Linked DNA regions of Homo sapiens: region 1 is linked to region 2. Evidence: read pairs that join two places in POLR2A ChIA-PET (ENCODE). Cell type or tissue: GM12878. All regions are shown on one strand. Links, peaks and the distances in the headings refer to the core of each region. The heading gives the core; the rest is flanking DNA. Region 1 holds the start of DEDD (death effector domain containing). Region 2 overlaps LOC105371470 (a long non-coding RNA gene).

Region 1 (12,792 bases), core at 3,436-8,435, 360 kb after region 2:
TCAGCCTCACTTTGCAATGGCAATCAAAGTGAATCTCACACTGAATAGCATAAACTGCCCAGTGTCCCAGCAGTTCTTTATATTCTCCTTCAAGTCTGCTCCATCTCTGGAACCCTTGAACTTCCTCACCACATGTCTGCTTCTCCTTGGGATCTGGTGTCACTGACTTCCGGCGTTTTCGCTGGCTCCCAAGTGTGGCTCTCCCTCGGGCTGGCCGCTTGCTACACATCTGAGGACCCGAAGTGGGGCAACACACCACAGGATAGTGGGGAGGCACTGACCAGAAAGTAAAAGGGAAGAAAACACAGTAGGGTAAAGGCAGAAATTCAAACACTTCTGTTGGAATGAGGAAGGAATCATTTAGACTTAGCACTAAAAGCAGTGGAAAAATGTGACTTGAAAAGACATGTGAGACCAGGTGCAGTGGCTCACGCCTGTAATCCCAGCACTTTGGGAGGCCAAGGCGGGTGGATCATGAGGTCAGGAGATCGAGACCATCCTGGCTAACACGGTGAAACCCCGTCTCTAAAAATACAAAAAATTAGCTGGGCGTGCTGGCGGGCGCCTGTAGTCCCAGCTACTCAGGAGGCTGAGGCAGGAGAATGGCGTGCACCTGGGAAGTGGGGCTTGCAGTGAACCGAGATTGCGCCACTGCACTCCAGCCTGGGCGACAGAGGGAGACTCTGTCTCAAAAAAAAAAAAAAAAAAGACAAGACATGTGAGAGCAAATACAGGACCTAGGAGAAATGTCACCTCGCCTGATTTTTTTTTTTTATGGGGCAAGATGTGGGCGCACAGCATCCTTTCATTTAAGCTGGCAAAGCCCAGAATGTGATGGGATCAGTGTCCTTTTACTTGATGATGGAAAGCAGGGGGAGTTAATGTCTTCTCACCTGTTTTAGAGGGCTGGGGAGGCCTTGGTTCTGGATCACTGAGGGCTCTGGGGGTCACATAGCGAATTGATGTCTCCTCCAGATACTTGTCTACAAGATCAGGGCACACTGTAGGAGGAGAAGTAATCATTCAGGAAAATATACACCCTTCCCTTCTGTCAGTCCAAACCCCCAGTGGGCCTCACAACTTACTCTAAGTACTCCCCAGGATCAATGTGTCCTCCCCTTTGGACGCCTATGCTGCTCCTTCCTGGCCTCCCACAACTCTTCCCTGATTCCAGCCCCTAATACTTCCTCACCAGCCCGTCTCCTCTTGAGGGTGACGTAGGGCAGCAGGTCGTGGCGAGTGATGATGCGCAGCAGCTGCAGCACCTGGCGAAAGTTACTTTCATCACAGCGGCCCTGGCGCTCCAGTGCCAATAAGAAGTCACGTCCATTTCGGATGAGTCCACGCTCGTGGTCATCAATGACATCAACAAAGAGGAAAGAAAGCACGCGCACATCTCTGTGTGTCAGATGAGTGCCCACGATGTCAAACATGCGGTGCAGGCTGTACAGCCCATGTTCCTGCTCACCATGCTCTTCTGGCCACACCTGGCTTGCCCGCCGCTTTAGGCCCGCCATGCTGGGGGCTCAGGTACGCAATGCTTTCCAGAATCCCTGCTCAGCAGCTGCAATCCCCACCGTACTGAAAGGGCAGGGAAAGAACCGATGAGACACTCAAGGGCAGGAACTAGTCTCATGCATTCCCATATTCCCAGTTGCTAACAATGCCTGGCACAGTATAGTGCTTTATACATGTTTATTAAATTTTTGAAGTGTTTGTTTAAAAATAAACACTGGCCAGGCACAGGGGCTCACACCTGTAATCCCAGCATTTTGGGAGGCCAAGGCAGGAGGATCACTTGAGCCCAGGCGTTTAAGACCAGCCTGGGCAACATAGGGAGACCCGTTTCTACAAAAAAAGAAAAAATTAGCTGGGCTTGGTGGTACACGCCTGTAGTCCCAGCTGCACAGGAGGCTGAGGTGGGAGGAAGGCTTGAGGCCAGGAGTTCAAGATCAGCCTGGTCAACATAGCAAGACCCCATCTCTACAAAAAAGAAAAAAATTAGCAAGGCATGGTGGCATGTGCCTGTAGTCCCTGCTACTCAGGAGGCTGAGGCAGGAGGATCACTTGAGCCCAGGAGTTCAAGGCTGCAGTGAGCCATAATCCTGCACTGTAGCCTGGGTGACAGAGTGAGTCCCCCATCTCGGAAAAAAAAGAACTAGTTTAAATTCTGACTGTATCACTGAAAGGCTGTGTAGCTGTGTGACCGTAAGCAAGTCACTTAACTCCAGATTCTCAGTGCTGTCATCTATAAACAGGGATGAATGAATATACACCTCAGAGTTGTTAAGAATCCAATGAGAAAATCACGGGTAACCCTTATATAAATGGTTGTGAAACATTTCAAAGATACAAGCATCCTTGGCCTTTGCAGCCCAGAATCATCCCTCCACATTTTTCCTACAATCCAACCACATCAAGAAATGATAACTGCTCAGAAAGTTTATCAATATTTACCAAAACTCATGGATTTAAAATAAACATTAAGTTTCTACAATAAGCATTCTTGTAATTCTATGCCATTTGTACTCCCTTGATCTTCACCCTATTTGGCAATATCAACTTTTTTTTTTTGAGATGGAGTCTCACTTTGTCACCCAGGCTGGAGTGCAGTGGTGCAATCTCGGCTCACTGCAACCTCCGCCTCCCAGGTTCAAGCAATTCTCGTGCCTCAGCCTCCCAAGTAGCTGGGATTACAGGCACGCACCACCACGTCTTGCTAATTTTTGTATTTTTAGTAGAGATGGGTTTTTACCATGATGGTCAGGCTGGTCTTGAACTCCTGACCTCAGGTGATCCACCCACCTCGGCCTCCCAAAGTGCTGGGATTACAGGCGTGAGCCACCGTACCTGGCCTTGGCAATACCACCTTCTAAGCTTTCCTCATGGATGTCATTTACCAATCCCCTATCAATGACCAATCACAGCTCCACATTCGTTATATAGTTTGGCTCTTGATTCACAAAGTTCCTCCATCGTTATGGGCTACAGGTAATACCAATGACGCAGCCATTAATCAATTCCCAAATTCAACAACTTTGACTCAAGTCACTCATACTTACTGCTCCACCAGACAGTACCATCCTATACTGTGCACTCTCTGGTCACACTCTCCAATCACACAATCAATCCTAAATTCCTGTTAATGCTACTTCTAGATATTTCTTAAATCTATCCTACCTTTCCACCTCCACTGCCATGGTTCAGATTACAATAATCTCTCACCTGGACTACTGTAACTTTAAAAGTTCTCTGCAACACCAATCTTAACCTACCTAAATCCATCCACTGCCACATCTAGTTCAGTTAGCTGTCTGAAGTCCACAACTGACCAAGTCACTTTCCTGCTTCAGACCCATTGATTGCCCCATCGTTATCTATAAGAACACTCCAAACTCTTTTTTTTTTTTTTTTTTTTGAGACAGAGTCACTCTGTCGCCCAGGCTGCAGTGCAGTGGCGCGATCTTGGCTCACTGCAACCTCCGCCTCCCAGGTTCAAGCGATTCTCCTGCCTCAGCTTCCCGAGTAGCTGGGACTACAGGCACCCACCACCACGCCCAGCTACTTTTTGTATTTTTAGTAGAGACGGGGTTTCACCATATTGGCCAGACTGGTCTCGAACTCCTGACCTTGTGATCCGCCTGCCTCGGCCTCCGAAAGTGCTGAGATTACAGGTGTGAGCCACCACGCCTGGCCGAACACTCCAAATTCTTTACACACACATCAAGCCTTCTAAGATCAGGCCTACCTTCCCAACCTCATTTCCCATCACATCCGCTTTTTATTCTCTAACATTATCAGTTTGTTTATAGTTCACATACATCATGCAATTTCTCTATACCTTCTTCAGGCTCTTCTCTTTGCCTGAATGCCCCTCTCCCTTCTCTATTCCACACCCCCATCATCACTCTTTTTCAGATGGCTAACTCCTACTCATTCTTTAAGAGTCAGCTCAGATGCCATCTTCAAAATGCATTTTCTACACCCCCATGCAGAGATAAGTAGTCCTCTTCTGTGCGCTTATGGAACACTATGCATATCTCCTTTACACCATTTATCACCATGTACTAAAATTATTTGTGTATTTATTATCCCATTAGATCCTACTCAACTCATGGAGAGATATATTCATCTTTATATCCCTAGTGCCTAGTAATGGACAGAGCCTCAAATATAGTGGGAGCAACCCACTGTTGAACTGAACTTAATCTCCAAGAGATCACCTCAAGCAATTCCAATTAAGAAACAAATTCACAAAAGTCCAAGAGAGGACCCCATTAAAAACAGATACAGGTAATTCAGTTACCATGCATATATTCTAACTAGCCATAGCCTCCTCTGCAATGTCCAGAACTACCCACACCATACCACACCACTCTACCCTACTCAACAATTAAACAGGTTGCTCTGTCCATTTTATACAAAAAGGAACTGAGGCTAGACTAGGAAACAATAAAATAATAAGCTTCTTTGGAAAAACAAAGCTGATAGAGAAAGCTGAAGAGTAAGTAGGAACTGGTCCTTTCTTCCTCAGATGAAAAACTAAAATGAAAGCACAGAGAAACTCATTCCCTTAAGAAAAGGGGAGGTACACTCTGGGATCACTTAACCCTATACCATGGGTTCTGATATGTAGACAGGAAATGTAATCCATATATAGTTTTGAGAGCCCAGATGCCCCACCCAAAGCATGGGAAATAGCTATTCAACTATAGACTGGTATTCCTTGCCTCTTCCTCTCGATTCACCTGTTGCTGTTACTGGGTACAAATGAAGGTGCTAAAGGAAAATAAGTTATTGCTCATAGCAGGCAACATGAGAAAACTGAGCCTCCTCAGAGCCCCTGCAACTTCTCTTTGTTCCCTATCCCACCTGTTCCCTTGGGCCAGCTGTTGATTGTGAGGCTCTCAGATAAAGCAGATTGGGTAGGTTTCACATTAAACCAACCAGAAGAGCTGGTTGCTCCACAGTTCCCTAATTTAAAGTGTGCTTAAACCCCAGGAAATGAAGAAACACTGTCCCCACATACCCTCGCAATGGAAAATAAGGCAAAATACAGGAAAGCACTGTGGTCCTAATTATGTATCAATGGATGTAATTCTATAAGCTTCAATCCTTTGAAGTTAACTCCCTACATTTGAGAGGAAACAAACACACTAGCCACCTTTAAGTCCTAGATCCCAGGCTAGATCATCAATGTACTAGGAATTATAATAGCTTTTAGGTCAGTGGTTCTGAACCAGGGGCAAATTTGACCCCTGGGGAATATGTGGCAATGTCTGGAGACATTTCTGATTATTATGCCTGGTGGGGAAGGGGACTGCCATCAGCATGTAATGAGTAGAAGCCAGGGATATTTAGAAACATCCTATAGGACAGGTGCAGTGGCTCCCGTCTGTAATCCCTGCACTTTGAGAGGCCAAGGTGGGAGGAACACTTGAGCCCAGGAGTTTGAGATCAGCTTGGACAACATGGTGAAACCCCATCTCTATGCAAAATATAAAAATTAGCCTGGCGTGGTGGCATGCACCTGTGATCCCAGCTACTTGGGAGGCTAAGGTAGAAGAATCGCTTGAGCCTGGGAGGTCGAAGCTGCAGTGGGATGTGATAGCGCCACTGCAGTCCAGCCCAGGTGACAGAGTGAAACCCTGTCTCAAAAGAAAAAAGAAACATCCTGTAATGCACAGAACAGTCTGCCACAACAAAGAATCATGCAGCACAAAATGTCAATAATGCCAAGGATGAGAAACCCTATTCTAGGTGGAGCATGGTAAAGGGTCAAAAGAATGCATGTCACTTTCCACACTAGATCTAGAAAAAGCCATCTGGTCCCTCCATCCAAACCCATCAAACAACATTCCAGAAGAAAAGAAAAGCCTGTCGGACATACATGTTCATTTAACTCCCAAGTCCAACTGCACTAAGGTGTTTCATGCCACTCCAACCTTGGGTCCTCTGTCACCTGCTGTTGCCATTCAGCTGAGGAACAGGTGGTAGTTCTACATCCACTTCTGCCCCATCCCAGGAGGTCTACTTTGACCTAGTTCAATCTGGAGTTCTATGGGGATATTAGAAATGTAATCCTCTGCAAGACAGACACAAAGGATCCTGCTCGTAAGCCTCAGGGTCATCTTTAAAGTCTTGGAACTGGATGAGCAGCAAATTCTCCTTGTGAGGTCACTAATCAGACTTATATTGCTTATTCAATGAAGCAAACATAGAAATATGTAAGTTCCTCAAGGCCATGTGCTTGGGAGAAATATGAGGATACTGTCATGCAGGTTAAGAGGCAGCCCTCTCCACTTAATGCAACCCAGATAAGGGTTCCAAGAATCTATCTAACTTTAACATTAAAAGAATGTGATGAGGCCTCGCATGGTGGCTCACACTTGTAATCTCAACACTTTGGGAGACCAAGGCAGGAGGACTGCTTGAGCCCAGGAGTTCGAGACCAGCCTGAGCAACATGACACAACTCCATCTCTACAAACAATAAACAAAAATTAGCTGGGCATAGTGGGACATACCTGTGGTCCCAGCTACTCTGATCGCACCACTGCACTCCAGCCTGGGGTACAGAGTGAGACCTTGCCTCAAAAAAAAAAAAAAAAAAAGTGATGAAAGTTCAGCTGATTAGTAAAATTAGAAAAGAAAACATGACCAATTTCCTCTAAAACCAAAATATACTCGTATTTCTGTGACAGTGAAGCAAGGGAGCTCAACTTAAAACATACAGAGATTCTAGATGACAGGTATCAGAATGGTGAGGAGAATGTAACCCTCTGAACAGAAAATTAGAACTAACTCAAGTCTTGGTATCTGAAACACTGCCAAATACCAAGAGACGAAACTCCAGCACACAGAAAGTCCTGATCCCACTGACTGGTCTGGCTGTATTTGAGATAGTAACACATGAATTCTCCCCTACAGTTTCCCAAGAATAATTGATTCTGAGGAATTGTTGTATTTCCTGGAGTTTTGCTTTTTTCTTTAGAGAAGTCCAAGTCAGCCAAGGGCCAACAGTCTATAGGTATCTTCAGGATTTCCTCCTGATTGGTCCTTCTCTACTATGTTTCTACTTCCAAGCAAAGTCTGGTCTCATCCCAACCAGGAATATCTGTAGTTTTTGAGGTACTTGGCTCTCTCAGAAGCCCTTAGGGGAAAGCGACATGAAAGAAATAAAAAAGAGTGCTGTCTTGAAATGAAAATGACAGTCATCTTTTCTGAACAGGGATGATATTTGTAATTTCATAGAATTAAGAGATATCTGACTCTCTCAGAAGTCCTCAGAGGAAAAGTCATGCAGAAGAACTACAAAAAAAAGTGGTATCTTGAAACTTAAATTAAAACTACATAGAAAATCTTAAAGATGGTTAAGAGTACATTCTTGCTGGTGGGATAGGAAATGTAATCAAATATCTGGAAGTCAGAATTACATAGTATGTTTTCAAAAGAAGGATGCCAGGAACCCCCCAACAGCTGAAAGAGAAAGTTAGAGGAAAAGTTTCCCACGGAAGGAAGGTGTCCCAGCAACCCTCCAAGGGCAACATTTAGTAGACAATGTACTAGAATACAGCCTTCCATATGTTAAAAAAAAAAAATGTTTCAGAGCTGACCAAGAAGACTAGACAATAACAAACCAAAGCTGGGGGATTGTCCCAAGACATCTAAATCTCCTTCTCTTTCACCTCCTATCTCCAATTAACTAAAGACAGTGATTACAACAGATCTCATGCACTCAGATGGATGAATGATAACTCATTTTCCCTGGCATTCTCCTCCTCATTAATGGACCCAACCTCAAAATAACTCCCATGCTATTTCCATTCCCTTCCATTGTTTGAAAACAATAAAAAAGTTCCAGACTTACCTCCGCAAGAAACTTAATTTCCCAGGTCTCTTCCTAGCACAAGTTTCACAGCCAGCAGCAAAACAAAAACAAATAAGGAGGGGAAAATAATTAATTTTCAAGTTTTACTTTGAAACCTCAGAGGCCCATAGAATTAGACAATCTCGTTGCAAAAGTACACAGACAAGCCTAAAACCATTTAGAGAACTCACCCCCAACAAGTCTCCAGGCTTCCCTAACTCTCTATTAGTCAATTTACAAAAACAATACCAACTCCAAGAATTTCCAGTCTCAATGGCTTGCGGCAAGACAGCTCCCAAATTTAAGAACTTCTGGGAAAACCAATTACCCTCTGGCAGCTTCTCATCTTCCTCCACAATTCCTTATTCCTATTTTGTTACAATATTAACGTTAACTTTCACCTTTAGAAAAAACTGGGAGGAAAGTGGTTACAGCAGACCAGCACTATCCTCCAAATTCTACATTTGGCCCTTTCCCTTAACTAGCACACAATGAGAACAAAATATCTAATGGCGCAGCATCCACTCATACGTCTATGTTTCACCAGGGAAAAGTTTTTCTACATACAGTATCCATGTTACCCCCTCCCTTCCAGACTTAAAACAGCAAAAGGGTCTGGAAACTACAGCACTCATTTAATTAACCTGTCTAGATGCCACTCTATCTTTTCTCTTTCCCTCCTCAGACTTCCAGAGCCTCCACCTTAGCATATAGGGTTCCAATATAGCCATGTCTGCTCCCCCACTCTTGTATTGCTAATGCTAAAAACTAGAAAAGTCCTTTGCTCCTCCACACTTGGGCGACACCGGCTTCCCCATTTTCCCAAGCAGGAAAAACAAGGGAACAGTAAGCTAGGGAGTCTTTTGGAAAACAAACCCAGTTGAATTCTCATCCAACCCCAATTCTGCAAACCCACATGACCATTCCCTTCTGCCCTTCCCACCCTCTTAAAAGCTAAGGGCCTGGCAATTAGAATTGGCTGCAACTGATGCTGCTTAACTCTGTTCTCTCCTCCTCTCCACCGGGGAAAGGGAAACCCCCGAACCTCTATCACCCGTGCAGCTCCACTGTCCTATCTCCCATTCCACTCCCCTTCCTCCCAAACTTTCTTCCTCCCAGTCTCTCACTTTCTCCATTACCTCCTCCCACCGACACTCTCTCCATTCCCCAAGCCTCCGTTCTCTCCTTTTCCACCCAAATTCTCCCCTAGGCCCTTCCCCCTCCCACCTCCAATTTAACACTTTCGAAGCCCCCCAGAAACGTCTTAACTCCAATTCTGACCTTTACCCACCTCCTCGCAACACCCCTCATCAGAGTCCAGTCCTCCCTCCAACCACATGCCACAGCCCCCTTCCCCTTCACACCCTCAGCCTCTCCCTCCTGCTCCTACCCCCTTCAATACGAGCGGATCGCAGCCCCACTCCCCACCTCGGCCTCTCTAATACCCCTGGCTGGGCCCAGTCTCAGCCCTTGTTTACGCCCCTCCCCATGCCCTCACTCCTCCGTCTCGACCCCTGCCCTCTCCCGCAGTTGCCATCTCCCCTGCACGCCCCCCTCGGCAGCTCCCCTCCCCCACCTCTCAGCGTCCCGTCACCTCCCTCTCTTGAGGTTCTCAGGCTGGACGTCGCCACCGCCTCCCCCTCCACTTTCCTTCCCCAAGCCCTTTGCGGCCCCGCCCGGCCCCGCCCCGTCCCGCTCGACTCCCTCTCCCCACTCCGGCCGCCCCTCCGCCTCACTCTCGGCTCAGGCTCGGCGCCGCCATGTTGGATCCATCCGCGCCGCTCTCCCGGGCCTGCCTCACGGCGCCGCATCCGGGCTCCAGCAGCCGCCGCCGCCGCCGCCGCCGCGGCCGTGGGGGAGGGGACAGGCGGGCGGGGGTGGCTGCATCCTGAACGGCGCCTCCCGGAACCCGGCCGGTTAGTGGCGGCTTCGAGGCCATAGTGAGACATGAGCCGGAGTAGCCATAGTAAGTGAGGGCAGCCTGGCAGCGGCATTAATCGGGGAGTGGATAGCTTCACTTCGGGAGGAGAGATAGAGATTGGCAGCCATCTTGCTTTGGGGCAAGCTGGCAACGCCGGTTTGTCTTGACGGCTGCTTAGGGCGGTAATAAGGGATCGAAGAGGATAGCATTCTTGAATGGGAAACATTGGTGGCGCCACAGCTGGCTGGTGGCGACTTCAAGACCCACTGGAAGGCTGGGATTGGCAGCCATGACTCATAAGGGCGGAATACCACGGGGATCGGTTTGTCTGGCGAACTTGAGTGAAGGGTCAAGATCTGGATTTCACCTTTCCTCTGAGCTTCCTGATAACCCGGACGTTCCGTAAACCCGGATCCGGAGCCGAAAGTGGTGCCCAGATCCCGTCTCGGAATTCATTTGTTCAGCATTTACCTTTTGAACGCCGGTTTCCTGTAGGAAGTGTCGCCTAGCTGATCCGTGTAGGGCTGTTGGGAATTGGGGGTGGGGAGGATGGTGCGGGTACGTTCTGGTGTGGCTTAAGAAAGTGGTAATAGATAGGGGAAGACCAGATTATGCGAAGCCTTGTAAATTAATTGATTTTTATCCTTAAGGCAATGAAAAGTCTTTGAAGAATCTCAGCAGAGGTGTGAACAATTTCATTTGCATTTTAGATCGCTGCGTGCAGTGTGAAGGATGAATGAATTGAGGAGAATCAAGGAGAGCAGTTGTGAGGCTCTTTTCCAGGCAAGGATGATGATGGTCTGCCTGTGGAAGGGAGAGTGCGGATGGGGAGATACAGATTGGTTTAAGAGGTACGAATGTTGTGACTTGGACAACTGGGGAATAATGATACCAGTTTCTTTCTCGTTTAGGGGGGAGATAATGAGTTTTAGGTGCCCCTGGGATATTAGCTAATGTGGGTTGGGAACTCAAAAGAAAGGTTTGAGGTGTGTGTGCGTGTGCATATAGATAGCTGTTGAAGCCATGAAGTGGGCTGGAGAGGATACCTGCATTTGCGGGATAGGATGAGGGAAGCCGAAAAGAACACTGAGAAGGGGCAAACCGAAAGGAAAGAAGAAAACCATAGAGAACTATCAAGGAAACTGGTGAAAGCGTTTAGTGTAACAGAGATATAGTAAAATGCTAACTAAAATATATACATCAGGGCCGGGCATGGTGACTCACACCTGTAATCCTAGCTTTGGGAGGCCGAGGCGGGTGGATCACTTGAGGCCAGGAGTTCGAGACCAGCCTGACCAACATGGTGAAACCCTGTCTCTTCTAAAAATACAAAAAAAATTAGATGGGTGTGGTTGCACATGCCGGTAATCCCAGCTACTTGGGAGGCTGAAGCATGAGAATTGCTTGAACCCAGGAGGCAGAGGTTGCAGTGAGCCGAGATCGCGCCACTGCATTTCAGCCTGGGCACCAGAGCAAGACCCTGTCTCAAAAAAAATGAAATAAATAGGCCGGGTGCTGTGGCTCACTCCTGTAATCCCAGCACTTTGGGAGGCCATGGCGGGCAGATCACCTGATGTCAGGAGCTGGAGACCAGCCTGGTCAACATGGTGAAACCCCGTCTCTACTAAAAATACAAAAATCAGCCAGGCATGGCAGTGCGCGCCTGTAGTCCCAGCTACTGGGGAGGCTGAGGCACAAGAATCGCTTGAACCCAGGAGGCAGAGGTTGCAGTGAGCTGAGGTCGTGCCACTGCACTCCAGCCTGGGTGACAGAGTGAGACTCTGTCTCCAAAAAAATAAAATAAAGTAAATAAAATGTATCTATCAGATATTGCAACAAGGGCCAGGCACAGTGGCTCACACCTGTAATCCCAGCACTTTGGGAAGCCTAGGCAGGTGAATCACTTAAGACCAGGAGCTGGAGACCAGTGTGGTCAACATGGCAAGACCCCATCTTTACAAAAAATACAAAAATTAGCTGGGCATGGTGGTGCGCACCTGTGATCGCAGGTACTCCAGAGGCTGAAACATGATAATCACTTGAACCCAGGAGGCGGAGGTTGCAGTGAGTCAAGATTGCACCACTGCACTCTCGGCAACAGAACAAGACTTTGGTTTTTTTGTAAATAAAACAAATAAATAAAAAGGCCAGGTGTGGTAGCTCACACCTGTAATCCCAGCACTTTGGGGACCGAGGTGGGCCGATCACCTGAGGTCAGGAGTTCGAGACCAGCCTGGACAACATGGTGGAACTCCCATCTCTACTAAAAATACACAAATTAGCCAGACATGGTGTCGGGCACCTGTAATCCCAGCTACTTGGGAGGCTGAGGTGGGAGAATCGCTTGAACCCAGGAGGCGGAGGTACAGTGAGCCGAAATTGCACAATTGCACTCCAGTGAGACTCTGTCCCCCCAAAAAAGATACTGCAACAAGGAGGTCATTTAGGAAATTTGGAGAAAGCTGTTTTGTAGTTATGGTGGATAGAAACCAGATTGAATTGAGAAGGCACAACGTATAAAGACAGTTTTTTCATGGTGTTGATGTAAAAAGGAGACTAGTGGTAGGGTGTTGCAGGAGGGAGAATTCCAAAGAAGGTGAAGAAGTTTTAGGTACCTGTGAGATAGCTAGATAGATATGTCCTAGTGGCATGTTTAATACACAGATCTAAAACTTAAGAGAAAAATATAAGTGGAGAAAAAAAGCAAGCACAGAATAAATATGACACATTTACACATGCATTAAAAAATTATGAAGAGTGGGCCTAGGAGGGATAAGACTTATACTTTTCATTTTACATCTATCTTTATTGCTTGAAATTATTTTATTATGCACATATTATTTTACAGAAAGCTACTTTTTTTTTTTCTTTTTTGAGACAGTCTCGCTCTGTCACCCAGGCTGGAGTGCAGTGGCACATCTCAGCTCATTGCAACCTCTGATTCCCAGGTTCAAGCAATTCTCCTGCCTCAGCCTCTTGAGTAGCTGGGACTACAGGTGCAC
Region 2 (12,792 bases), core at 3,817-8,816:
TCACTCGGCATTGTGCCACTTTCTTGGTTCCAGGAGGGTCCAGATATAACAAGTTATCTTTCACCTTAGAAGGGATAGCTCTGTCTGCCCCATATTGCTGAACCCCTAGAAATTTCACTGAGGTAGAAGACCCCTGAATTTTAGTCAGATTTATCTCCCACCCTCTGACATGCAGAGGTCTTACCAATAAGTCTAGACTAGATACCACTTCTCACTCACTAGGTCAAATCAGCATAATGTCATGAATGCAACTGACCAGTGTCATATCCTGTGGAAGGGAAAGGTGATCAAGATTCCCTTAAATATGATTATAACACAGGGCCACAGAGTTGATATTCCCCCAAGGTAGGATATTGAAGGTATACTGCTAGCCTTGTTAGCTAAAAGCCTACTGTTTCTGGTGGGTCTTATGGATAAGAATGAAGAAAAAGGCATTTGCCTTAAGAAAATAAAAAAAGGTATTTGTCAATTTAAAAACAAAAGCTACATACTAGATACCAAGGAGTATGTTAATTACTCAAACAGTAAAACCACATCTGGTATGGCAGCTGCAACTGGAGTGACCACCTAGTTAAACCTATGATTATCCACTGTCATTCTCCAAGATTCATCTGTTTTTTGCACAGGCCAAATAGGAGAGCAACGAGGATGTAGTGGGAATCACCACCACCCCTGCATATTCCAAGTCCTCAGTGATGGCACCTGTCTCTGCAATCCCTCCAGGGATGTGGTACTGCTTTTGATTTACTATTTTCCTAGGTACACCCATTTCTAATGGCTTCCACTTTGTCTTTCCCACCGTAACAGCCCTCACTCCGTAGGTCAGGGAACCAATGTGGGGACTCTGCCAGCTGCTCAGTGTGTCTATTCCACTTATGCATTCAGGAACTAGGAAAATAACAACAGAATAGGCTCAGGGACCCACTGGACCCACTGGGAAATGGATCTGAGCTAAAACACACTTGACCTCCATAAGCCCCTACTCTGATCGAAGGGCCACAGTGATGTTTTGGTCTTCTGAAATCAGTGTCAGTTCAGGGCCAGTGTCCAATAGTTCTCAAAAGATCTGACTATTTCCTTTTCCCCCATGCACTGTTACCATAGTTAAAGGCTATAGGTCCTTTTGGAGAAGGCTGGGAGAAAGATTAACAATATGAATACTCTGTTGTATACCAGGGTCCTTCCTCCAGAGAACTCGGTCTCCCCCTTATTCAAGAGGTTTTGGATCTGTAAACTGGCTCAAGTCTAGGAATTGATTCAGGGACTGTGACTGTTTTTATGAATTGAGTTAAACTTTTGTTCACTTGATCTAAATTTTTTTTTCTTATACAAATCAAGTAAGAATTTAGTAGGCTTCCTATCTGTTTTTCTTCTGGGAACACCATCATTACCTCATTAGTGCCACAGGTCTGCACAAGTCAGACTATTCTGATTGCTGCTTTGACTCTGCTGTCTATTATGGTAACTACTCCCATTTTGCCTTTGGCGGTTCAATACCACACTTGGCTCCTGCCACCTAAGGTCCAATTATTCCCATTGTGTTTAGGTTTTCCAGTTGAGTGGCTGTGGTTCCCACTGTAAGATGTAATCAAAGTGAAGAGTGATCGTGGAGCTCTCCAAGGATGCTGGGGCTCCCCTCATAAATTTATTTCTCATAATGTGTAAAAGTTACGTCTTCTGGATACTCCCAGTGTGGGTGAGTAAGTCTTAAATAATATATTCATTCTAACATTCGAATCTCTCAAAGTCTCTGATCCTTTTCTCTACACTAAACAAGGGAGGTCAGGCATTTCCATTTCTTACGGTGGGTAAATTTTGGTCCGTGATTTCAATCTACCAGACAACCTCTTGGGCCCTTTCAAACATCATGAGCTGCAACACTAAATGTAGAATCTCTGCTCAGTCAGCATATTAACTAATAAATAAAGTGAGACCCAACTTTATGTTCCTTCTACCATTACCCCACACCCTTATTATCCATTCCCACAGGTTTCCCAGATTTTTGTTTATATAAGTTAGAAAACTCATGTAGTTCTTTTGGAATATAGTGCACCTCCTCATGGGTCCCACTTTGTACCTCATCTTTAGGGGCCTCCTGGGACTTGAGTTTAGTTATAGGTCTCAAAGCAAAGAGGGGTGGGGAGAGTGGGTCCGGAATCAGTAGTGTTTTGCATGGTAATTGCCTTAGGGGAAGGCATTACTCTTTTCTTTGGCAATGTGGCACCTCAGAAGGAGGTGGAAAGACCAAGACCACTGTGGGTGGGGAGGCTACTTTCACTGGGGATGAAGGAGGACTTTTCCACTGGCAAAGAAGGTTCATAAGCATATAGGGGCTGAATATCCCCAGCTCTATCATGGTATTCCCAATGTCTCTTTCTCAGCTTACAGGATATCATTCTTTCCCAATGAATGCCATCGCTTTAACAGTAGACACCCTGCAAGTTTGGGAGTTCAACTTGTATTGTAATTCAGCCAATCACAGGATGAGGTTCTGCATTTGGTTTTCAGCCTCTCAGCTATAGGAGATAAGTCTCTTCTTCAGGGCACACTACAAGCTTTTAGGTCATTTATGCCATGCTCCAGTTGGGATATATATATATATATATATTTTTTTTTTTTTTTTTTTTTTGAGATGGAGTCTCGCTCTGTCACCCAGGCTGGAGTGCAGTGGTGCCATCTCAGCTCACTGCAACCTCTGCCTCCCAGGTTCAAGCAATTCTCTTGTCTCAGCCTCCCAAGTAGCTGGGACTACAGGTGCCCGCCACCACACCCAGCTAATTTTTGTATTTTTAGTAGAGACGGGCTTTCACCATGTTGGCCAGGCTGGTCTCGAACTCCTAACCTCAGGTGATCCATCCACCTCGGCCTCCCAAAGTGCTGGGATTACAGGGGTGAGCCACTGGGCCCAGCCTCCAGTGGGGAATTTAAATCCCCAAGCTCATCCCTTTCTTTCACCACTTTGTCCATTGATATTAGGAGAAACCAACCAATGTCATTGTGTTCTCTTATTTTCTAAAAATGTTTAAAAGTATCATATACAGAGTAAATGAGCTCCTTGCTTCATATAAGTGATTAGATATAAGTTGATTAGAAGTATTCAGTGCAGATATTTTTCCTATCTCTATATAAATAGTGTATGTCACAGACTATCACTGCTTTCCTTACTACTAGAAATAGTCATTAGTATCTTTAAATCTAATCAGATTGGAGAGCCAATTCCAGAGACTCCAGAGCCAATTCAGAATAACCATTCTTAAAATTGTTTCCTGTAGAACCACTCTCAGTACCAAACTCTATATTAGCCAGGGTTCTCCAGAGAAACAGAACCAATAGGATGGAGATATATGCATGTATAAAGATTTATTATAGGCATTGCCTCATACAGTTATGGAAGTCAAGGAGGTCCCATGATCTGCTGTCTACAAGCCAGAGAACCAGGATAGCCAGTCGTATAATTCCGTTTAAGCCTGAAGACCTTAGAATTAGGAGGCCAGTGGTATAAGCCTCAGTCTGAGTCCAAAAGTCCAAGAACCAGGATTGTCAATGTCTGAGGGGAGGAGAAGATGGATGTCTCAACTCAAGCAAAGAAACTAATTTCCTTCCATCCTTCACCTTTCTGTTTTTATTTTATTTTTTAATTTTTATTTTAGGTTCAGGGGTATATACGCAGATGTGTTATGTAGGTAAACTCGTGTCATGGGGATTTGTCAGGTAGATTATTTCATCTCCCGGATACTAAGCCTACTATTCAATCATTATTTTTTCTGCTCCTCTCCCTCTTCCCACCCTCCACCCTCAAGTAGGCCCCAGTGTCTGTTGTTCCCTTCTTTGTGTCCATGAGTTATCACTTAGCTTCCACTTATAAGTGAGAACATGCAGTATTTGGTTTTCTGTTCCTGTGTTAGTTTGCTAAGGATAATGGCCTCCAGCACCATCCATGTTCCCGCAGAAAACATGATCCCATTCTTTTTTATAGCTGCATAGTATTCCATGGTATGTATATATTTTTAATTGACAAATGATAATTGTACATATTCTTGGAGTACATAGTGATGTTTAGAGCCATATAATTTGTAGTGATAACATAAGGGTAATTAACATACTTGTCATCTCAAACATTTATCATTTCTTTGTGTTGGGAACATTCAATGTCCTCCTTCTAGTTATCTAAAACTGTACATTATTGTTAACTGTAGTCATCCTAGAGTGGTATAGAACACTATAACTTATTCCTCTTATTCCTCCTATCTAGCTATAATTTTGTAATCTTTAACAAGTCCTTCCTTATCCCTCCTCTCTGCGTTTTTGTTCTATTCAGGTCCTCGATAGATGTGTGATGCCTGCCCTCATTGGTGAGGGCAATCTTCTTTACTTCATCTACTGATTCCAATGCTGATGACCTCTGAAAACACCCAGCAACAATATTTTATCTGGTATCTGAGCATCCCTTAGCCCAGTCAAGTTGACACATAAAATTTACCATGACAAGGACCAAGAGTTGTTTTCCCTCTGCCAAGGTAGATCCTGTATAAGGCAGGGACAGCCGCATGGGATAGCTTCCAGAAGGGACAATCCTGGAGCTGAGTTAGTCTGGGAAGAAAGCAAACAAGATGAGGACAGGGAGAGATGAAGGTGAGGCCCAGAGGCTAACCACTAAGATCTCCACTTCAAAGATGGGCAGACAGCAAGGCAAGTGGTTGAGGCAGTTAAGAGGAGACATTGGTGTGGATCCTGGCTCTACTTTAGGGCTGAGGCTACCTAAAGTTTTTGCTTTTGCTCTTCCATGCATACCACCTCCATCCCAAACAAGGCAGAATAAAAAACCAGGGGTGAGCTGGCTTAGAGCACCAGGAAAACGAAAGGAAAGGATGTGTAATTAAAAAGGGGAAAAAGAAGAAAAAACCCATGCTACCCACAGTGGTTAGTCACTAATCTGCATTACTTTCACCACACTGAAAACTTGGAGAGGAGAGAGGAAGAGATACAGAGAGGGGAGGGGGGAGAGAGAGAGAGAGAGAGAGAGAGAGAGAGAGAAAGAGATAGAGAAAGAGAGAGAGAAAGAGAAAAGCAACTCTGGACGTCATGTATCTTCTCTTAGTCCTATGACCATGAGCAAAATGCTTAGTTTCTTGGAACCTCAGTTTTCTCTTCTATAAAATGTGAAAGATACTTTCTACCTCATAGGATTGTAGTGAGATTAAAGGTAAAGATAATCATACACGTAAAGTGTTCAGCAGAGTATAACATCACAGTCCTTCGACAGAAGTTACCTCATCATAAAGAGACTACTGGCTAATTATATAGATTCCATTCAGAACTGAGCCTCTAGAACTTTAAGTATAAAGAGTAACTGAAGACCTGAGAATAGCAGTTAATCATATCATTATAAAGTTGAGGCATATAATAAGAGGCAGCTGACCAGTGCTCACAGATCAAGCAAAGTAGCAAACACTCCCCTCTGTGTCATTCACTCATTCACGCCACCCTTACAGAAGGCTTGTCAGCTATAAGGCTCTGAGCTGTTCCTCCCCTCACTCCTCCGGTGCTCTTTCTAGCTCCTCCTCTTTGCTGTGTTCTCCATGTTCCCTCCCAGTCACTTGCATGCTGGGACCTGTGCATCTCCCCAGGAGCAGAAGCAAGCCTTGCTGAGTCAGGCTGCTAAACGGACTTTCTGGTTCTGGAGGTTCTGCAGGCCCAACTGTCCTGTGGGTACAACTCTGCCTGTCTCCTCCTGGTCAGTTAGGGACCTAGCACAATCCCTCTGATTGCTTGGCTCTGTGGAGAGCCTGTTCCCTGCTCCCATCTCACTTGGACCCAGTGAATTTCATTCATTTCCTGCTTTGCCTGGTCCCTGGATCTGTCTGATGCCTACTGGTCAAGCCCTGGTCTGACTTCCTACCCAGCCTCATACCCTCCAATCCAGGCAGCCTCCTCGCCACTATGACAACCGTAGGGTCTGGAAGGCCCCATGGGAATGTAAGCTTCATAAACGGAGGGAATTTTTGTCTGTTTCCTTCACTTTTCTCTTCCCAGACCTAAATCAGTCCCAAACATCTATTTAAAACTTACACAGAGAATTTTGGAGCTGGAAGAGACTCTAAGGATCATGTAGTCTAACTCCCTCATCTCAGAGAGAGAAAATGAAAGCAAGGTCACAATGCAGGCTGATGGTGACAGGATCCTCCAAGCCACACAGCAAGCCCTGGGTTAGCTCACTGCTGCCTCCTCTTGGCCCAGCTGGCAAACCATGCACATATTCAGCAATTTTACTAGTCTGTTTCTTGTTTTGTTGTCTGTTTTTCAATAAAATATAGAACCTTATGAAAATACCTGCACATTAAGCTTCATGAACACTGAGGAAAACACACAGTATTTCCTCTTCTTCTTCTTCTTCTTTTTTTTTTTTTTTTGAGATGGAGTCTCACTCTGTTGCCCAGGCAGGAGTGCAGTGGTGCAATCTTGGCTCACTGCAACCTTCATCTCCTAGGTTCAAGCAATTCTCCTCCCTTAGCCTCCTGAGTAGCTGAGGAGCTGGGATTACAGGTGTGCACCACTACACCCAGCTAAATTTTGTATTTTTAGTAGAAATGGGATTTCACCATGTTGGCCAGCTGGTCTCAAACTTCTGACCTCAGGGGATCCACCTGCCTCAGCCTCCCAAAGTGCTGGGATTACAGGCATGAGCCACCGCACCCGGCCTTACACACAGTATTTCTGTAGAGTAAAACTGTTGAATGGAATCTGCTTCTTAAAGTCTTCTAAGGGAAGAATATTGAGGTAACATAATCTGAATGAGAGTCTAAAAAGAATACAAGGAAAAGAATAGCTTAGAAGGCAAAATATAAGGCTGTATGAATAGAAAGGAAATAGATACCCCTGAATTTTGTGTCCATTTTTCAATTTCCTTATTGCTTCGAAATTTAAAATAAACATCAGCAGGGATGTGAACTCTCCCTAGCCAAACCCAGAACTGTGGGAAAGGCAAACAGCAATGGATAGGTTGCTTCTCTCACAGAGACTTTCATTCATTCATTCTGTTTTTGTTTTTGTTTTACATTCACTTACTCTGTAAGACAAAGTAGCAAACATAAGAGGCCATGTTTGCTCATTCAGCTGCCAGCAGAATTTCACAAAGCCCCTGACTCAGTGACTGAGGACAGCCCTTCGGAAGGATGCCCTGAAGATGATAAGAAGGATGGAGCCCAGGTTACCACATCTCTTACCTAAATCACTGCATTTTTAGAAAAGATAAATTCAATGATCCTGGCCTTTGTCTTTTTGCTGTACATAAGATAATGGTTGACAGGATTAATCATTATGCCTCTGTAATCTATAACTAGATGTACCCTTGCACCCAAACTTTGGTGAAATTTTGCTCTTACATAACTTTTGAGCACAGGCAGAATGACTGTCACCTTATGTATAAGCTGTAGGCTGAAACACTGCTTTGGAGCAGTCTAACAGAAACTCTCCGAAAGACTCTCCTGGGTTGCCAACCTCAGTAAGACTAAATAAAACTCACTTTAATTCTTTAAAAACTTGGCTTTTCTTTAGTTGACAAGTGTTTCAGCAAGTATTTAGTGAGCACCAACTATGTGCTATGGCCAAGAAGCAGGGATGGATAAAGCATGACCCCTAACTTCAAAGAGCTCACAACCGATGGAAAAACAAATGGGTCAAGAAGCAACTTGACACAGATTGAGCCAGATGGAGAAAGGTCAATGAGTCCCCTCGAGGAGAAAGAAAAGCAAGGTCATAACACAGAGACATGTGTAGTGACCGTGGGGCTTTAATGGCTGTACTTTGGGGTGTGGAGAGAGTGGGTAAAACTACAGAGATGCCAGATTGTAGCAATCTGTTTACTTTTCGGCTAAGAAAAATGAAGGGGGCTTTTCCAACAATTTGTTTTTGCATAGTCTGAACTGTCAACTTACTCTTTCATAGGGTGGTAATCGATCTGCTCCTAAGGGTCATTAGTCGTTTCCTCCTCTTTCAACCTGTTCTCACCTCCTCCTGTCACACAGCAAGGGCATCTGGCAGCACCAAGGCAGGAAGCCTTCAGATACATACAGTTCATACTTCACACCTAAAACAATTTCCAGTAGACACTCACTTCCCTGGCTTTTTGTGGGTAAGTGGCAGGATTTGAGCTCTTCTCTTCTAGTGCAATCTCAGAGCTTTCAGTATCTTGGGACCTTTTCCAGCAGGCATTAGCTTCTCTATCTTGGGACCCTTTCCAGCAGGCATTAGCTTCTCATTTTGCTACCCCGAAGTTAGGGGCCAGGAGATGAAGCATTCCACTCCTACAAAATGCTGGTGACTTGAAGAGCTCAAAAACAGGCATTGTACTAATTCTTCCTTCTCCTTCACATTCAGACGGCAGGCTGCCGCCCAAGAGTTAAGGGGTTCTGGTTCTCTTCAGACGCAAAGAGTGAATAGTGCTCTGTGGCAGAGGTTTGTATTTATACGTCTATGCCTTTAACAATGGTGCATTTGCTCTCAGGATCATGCTACCTGGAGTCCCTGAATGACAGTTGTCTGGAATAACAAGCAAGATCACTGACAGCCCCAGAACTGCTTCCCTAGCTATGAAATTTTGTTATATCTGTAAATAAGCATAAATATTAACTAGTCAGTAATGTTGAATTTTGTTGAATGTATAATTGGACCTAGATTTGGAGAAAAGATATTCAACTCTAATTTTGTTTCAACTAAAATTTGACTGATTAGTCTCTGCCTCTTTGTTTAAACCATTCACTCTTCCTGTAGAACCCCGTGGCCCATTAAAATCCTCCCATTTCCACCCAGTCAAGTTCCTAGACCTTTGAGTTCTCTTTTTGGTTATTGTTCTTCATCTCTTGGTGCATGTGCTTTCTAATATTTTAATTTTTTTCAAAATACTACATATATATAGTTATAAAATTCAACTAATAGCATAAGACATAATAAATTTTGAAAAAAAAAAAAGCAGCAGTCTTCTGCCACACTACACCCAGAACTGCTGTTCTGGCAACTGTTGTGCTGGCAACCACTGTCAATTATTTGTTTTTTCTCATGATACTTCCTTGATATTTAGAAATGATATATTTGTTCTGTCCTTTCTTGATTTTAGACATTAGTTATTGACTTCCTGCTATGGAGATAGGTATTTGGCTCTCTCATCCACTGTCCTCCACACTCTTTAGCCACTCAGCAACACAAAGGCCTTTCTGCCCATCCCGCCAGAGTATGTTGTAACATAGCTTTTTGCTAAACTGTATTTAACATTTATGACAATAAGTATTCACATTCGAGCCATGTAGAGTATTCAATTTCCTTCCTAACCATTCTTTGTTTTTCCTATAGTTGATAATGTCTTTCACTGGGTGCTCTGGTCCTGCTGCCTCTATTAATCCCCAGTACAACAGAGTTGAGAGGTGGGAATTTTAAGAGCCCTCATGAATTGGTTAATGCCATTATCTTGGGAGTGGGTTAGTTATTGGGGGAGTGAGTTCCTAATCGAAGGATGGGTCCAGCCCCCTCCCCTCTCTCTCTCTCACACACACAAACACACACACACACACACACACACACACTCACTTTCTGATCATGTTATGCCTTCCACCATGTTATGATGCAGCAAAAAGGTCCTCACCAGATGCAGCCCCTTGATCTTGGACTTCCCAGTCTCCAGAATCATGAGACAAATAAAATTCTACTGTTTATAAATTATCCGATCTGTGGGATTCTGCCATGGCAGCACAAAATAGACTAAGACATGTCCCTTTCTGGAACTGTGTTATCCAGGGGTTGGAGTTCCTGGGCTGATTCTTTAATGGCCTTATCTTTTCTCTTTTATTTTCATCTGTTTGTCTTTAGTTCTACTTTCTGAGAGAGTTTCTTCATTTGATTTTCCAACACTTCCATTGAATTTTAGAAGTTTTCTGCTTTTTATTTATGTATTTATTGTTACTAGGGCTCTTTCTTACTCTTGGACTTTTCAGTTTTTCTTAGGCTGGCACCCTGTTTCTGTTTTTAAGTGAAAATCTTTTTATATGTCTCTAAGAATATTGTTTGAGGGATTTTATTTAATTTTCTCCTGCTCCCTGTATTATCTCTTTTCTTCCAAGTTTCTTTTTTCCCCCTGATTCATTTGGTTTGGAGATTGTCTTTCATGTTAGAGGCCTTCCCCAAATATCTTGTGATCCTGTCTGCCCTCTTATATTTCCAAATAAGTCATTAACTACTTGATTGGAAGCTTTGTGTGTAATGGGTGATATTTGCCAATCCTCTCTGTGAATGAACTAGGAAATGAGCTGATCAACTGAGAGTAAGAAAAAGAAAGAGAAGCTCAAAGTTTCCCACCTAAATTTTGCTTTTGGTTCAGTTATTTGTATATGGTTCAAATTCTAGATTAACGTATCTAGCACTGCAGAGCAGCTTTCTGTCAAAACAAAACATAAATGTTTCTTTTATTTTAACTTTTTCTTTTGCTAACTGTTGAGCATTCTAGGAAACTTTTAGGATAAAGATTTAATTTGCTGCTTCTCTCCATCAAAAGCAGAAAGAGAAAACAGACAATGGTGTAGGCCCCAGATCCTTGTAAAACCTCCTAATAGTCTTCAAATCTTAAGAAAAAATATTCTCAACTCCAATTCATTCTTTCATTCATTCAGTAAATGTTGAAGTATCTATCATAAGCCAAACACTATTACCCTTTGGGTTTTTAGTTTTGAAAAAATATATATAGAAATAGTTCTTATCCTCATAGAGCTGAATATCTTGTGAGGGAAATAAACAATAAATAAGTAAACCAACAAATAAGTGTGCCAGGCATGGTGGTCTATGCCTGTAATCTCCGCACTTTGGGAGGCCAAGGTGAGAAGATCACTTGAGGCCAGGAGTTTGAGACCAGCCTGAGCAACAGAGTTAGATCCTGTCTCTATGCAAAATAAAAAGAAGAAAAGAAAATATTTGATGGCTTAAATGGAATTCCCCATTTAGAGATTACCTGGTGGTTTCCGACTGGTTAAGTCATTCTGAGTTGGTTTTCTGTTTGCTTGTGTAGAATCCCAGATTGCTAGGGCCGTCTCAGCCTAACAGACTCCAGATTATTTTTTTAAACATACATTGATTATGAATGAGAGGAAAGATCTACTTAAGTATAGTGGCCAAAGGCTGCTCCAAGGAGATGACATTCAAGCTGAAGCTGGGCTGAATCTAGTTATTTAAACATTAACAAAAACTTAATAATATATATGTGTGACAATAACAATGTTTTTATGTTCCATTCAATTTTTCTTAAATAAATAAGCTCCTTTTTCTTTCTGAACACTTAAAAACACACTTCAATAAAACATAAACAGATTATTTTAAACAGAAGACACATAGCAGTTTCCTGATAATTTTGAACTCAGTTTGTAAATGAAATAGGGTTTATGCCTTAATCAGTGTCAATGTCCTTCTCTCACACCAGGAAATGCTGGCCTCAGGCAGCACTCCACATGCGAACTTCTTTAACTCTGTGTCTCACAGGATGGCCGCCATCTCGTACTTCTCTTCTTGGTTTCTCCCCATGTCCAGGTGAAATCTATTCAATCCCCAAAACTCCCAGAATCAAAAAAGGAAGAAATTCTTTCCTCAGGGAGTGGGGTACAAAGGAGGCTGAATGAACAATGACCACAAGTTAGTAATTGGGAGAAAAGGAAGACAGGAAGACAGAGAAACAGGGAAAATGATTTTGAAGGAAGACAAGTCAGAGGCATGGCTGGGCTGGAGGCCCCTTCAGGTAGCCGAATGTGGGGGCGGAACTGAAATGTCCATCAGGCCCCGTAGAGAGAGGGAGACTGTGAACGTCTACAGCCAATTATCATGTCTGCATGTGTCCCACAACACCCAGCGCAGATGCTTTTTAAATACTTGTCAGACCCACATTTTTTGACACCTATTACTCGTTGTGTATTAGAGATGCAGAGAACAGTAAGAATGTGTTTTTCTCACAGTTCAGTGGAGAGCACAGACACAAAAAGCCCATAATAGAACACATTCAATGTTGTCTTTGTACAACAAAATACAGAACTCTCCCAAAGTCATTTCCCAGGGCTGACTGGAAGATGAAATGGCCAAAAAGCTAGTCAGGTGCAGGTTGTGATGATTGTAACAGTGATTTACATGAGGGGTAGAAATTTATCTGGACCTCTTCTTCATTGTATCTACAATGGTTAGAACAGCACAGGGTTCATAAAAGATACTCAGTAAATACCTGTGGCTTAAATGAATGAATAATTGTTTAAATACCTTAGATAGTGGGCAGACATCATAGGGCTTTTTTTTAGTTTTTAAAATATTTACTATTTTTGATTGACAAATCACAGCAGCATGCATTTACGGTGAACAATGTGATTTTTGATCATGTATACAATGTGGCATGATTAAATCAAATTAATTAACATATCTTCACTCACCTACCATTTTTTACGGTGAGACATTTGAAATGTACTCCCTCAGCTATTTTGAACTGTATAATACATTATTATTGACCATGGTCGCCTTCTGTGCAATAGATCTCAAAACCTATTCCTCCTGTCTGTCTGAAACTATTACCGTTTAATCAACACTTCCACATTCCCTCTCATGTCCTAAAGTTTTAAGCTAAAAAGTAACACAAGCATTTCTTAATTTAGAATTAGACCTCTGGCAGTGCAATCTGGAAGATGATTGGGAAGGAAAAGATTAAGGAAGGAAGGAGTGGTTAGGAGTTTGTGGAGTGGTCCAGGCAAGGAATAAAGGGAAAGGGTGAGCAATGGCAGGATG

Evidence for each region. ChIA-PET counts read pairs that join two places held together with the same protein. Peaks named below come from ENCODE experiments on the same cell type or tissue, not always from the same donor. Only the 100,000 strongest peaks of a DNase experiment are listed, where the experiment ranks them.
Region 1: POLR2A ChIA-PET joins it to region 2 with 13 read pairs; 4 of 35 experiments call an interaction of 5 or more read pairs at or near these places.

Annotation. Positions count from the first base shown.
Region 1 is chr1:161,122,946-161,135,737 of GRCh38, forward strand. DEDD (death effector domain containing) reads right to left here and starts at 9,722. Exons shown (of 6, transcript NM_032998.3): 1 at 9,606-9,722; 2 at 7,870-7,902; 3 at 1,193-1,581; 4 at 894-1,001; 5 at 130-276. The coding sequence starts at 1,517. LOC112543491 (linc-UFC1) reads left to right here and starts at 12,205. Exons shown (of 1, transcript NR_156734.1): 1 at 12,205-12,792. It also overlaps a transcript of NIT1 not described here. RefSeq lists enhancers at 885-1,385, 8,592-9,415, 9,877-10,186 and silencers at 9,237-9,456, 9,507-9,856. In GM12878, for the core only: no CTCF peak of the experiment used is centred there; no DNase peak of the experiment used is centred there; H3K4me3 peaks cover 1,792 bases.
Region 2 is chr1:160,762,290-160,775,081 of GRCh38, forward strand. It overlaps LOC105371470 (a long non-coding RNA gene), which reads right to left. Exons shown (of 3, transcript NR_188636.1): 3 at 10,421-12,792. Among named protein-coding and RNA genes, the nearest start is that of LY9, 27 kb to the right of the region's middle. RefSeq lists enhancers at 5,654-5,703, 5,734-6,183. In GM12878, for the core only: a CTCF peak has its summit at 6,221; DNase peaks (open chromatin) are centred at 5,521 and 6,172; H3K4me3 peaks cover 610 bases; H3K27ac peaks cover 2,295 bases.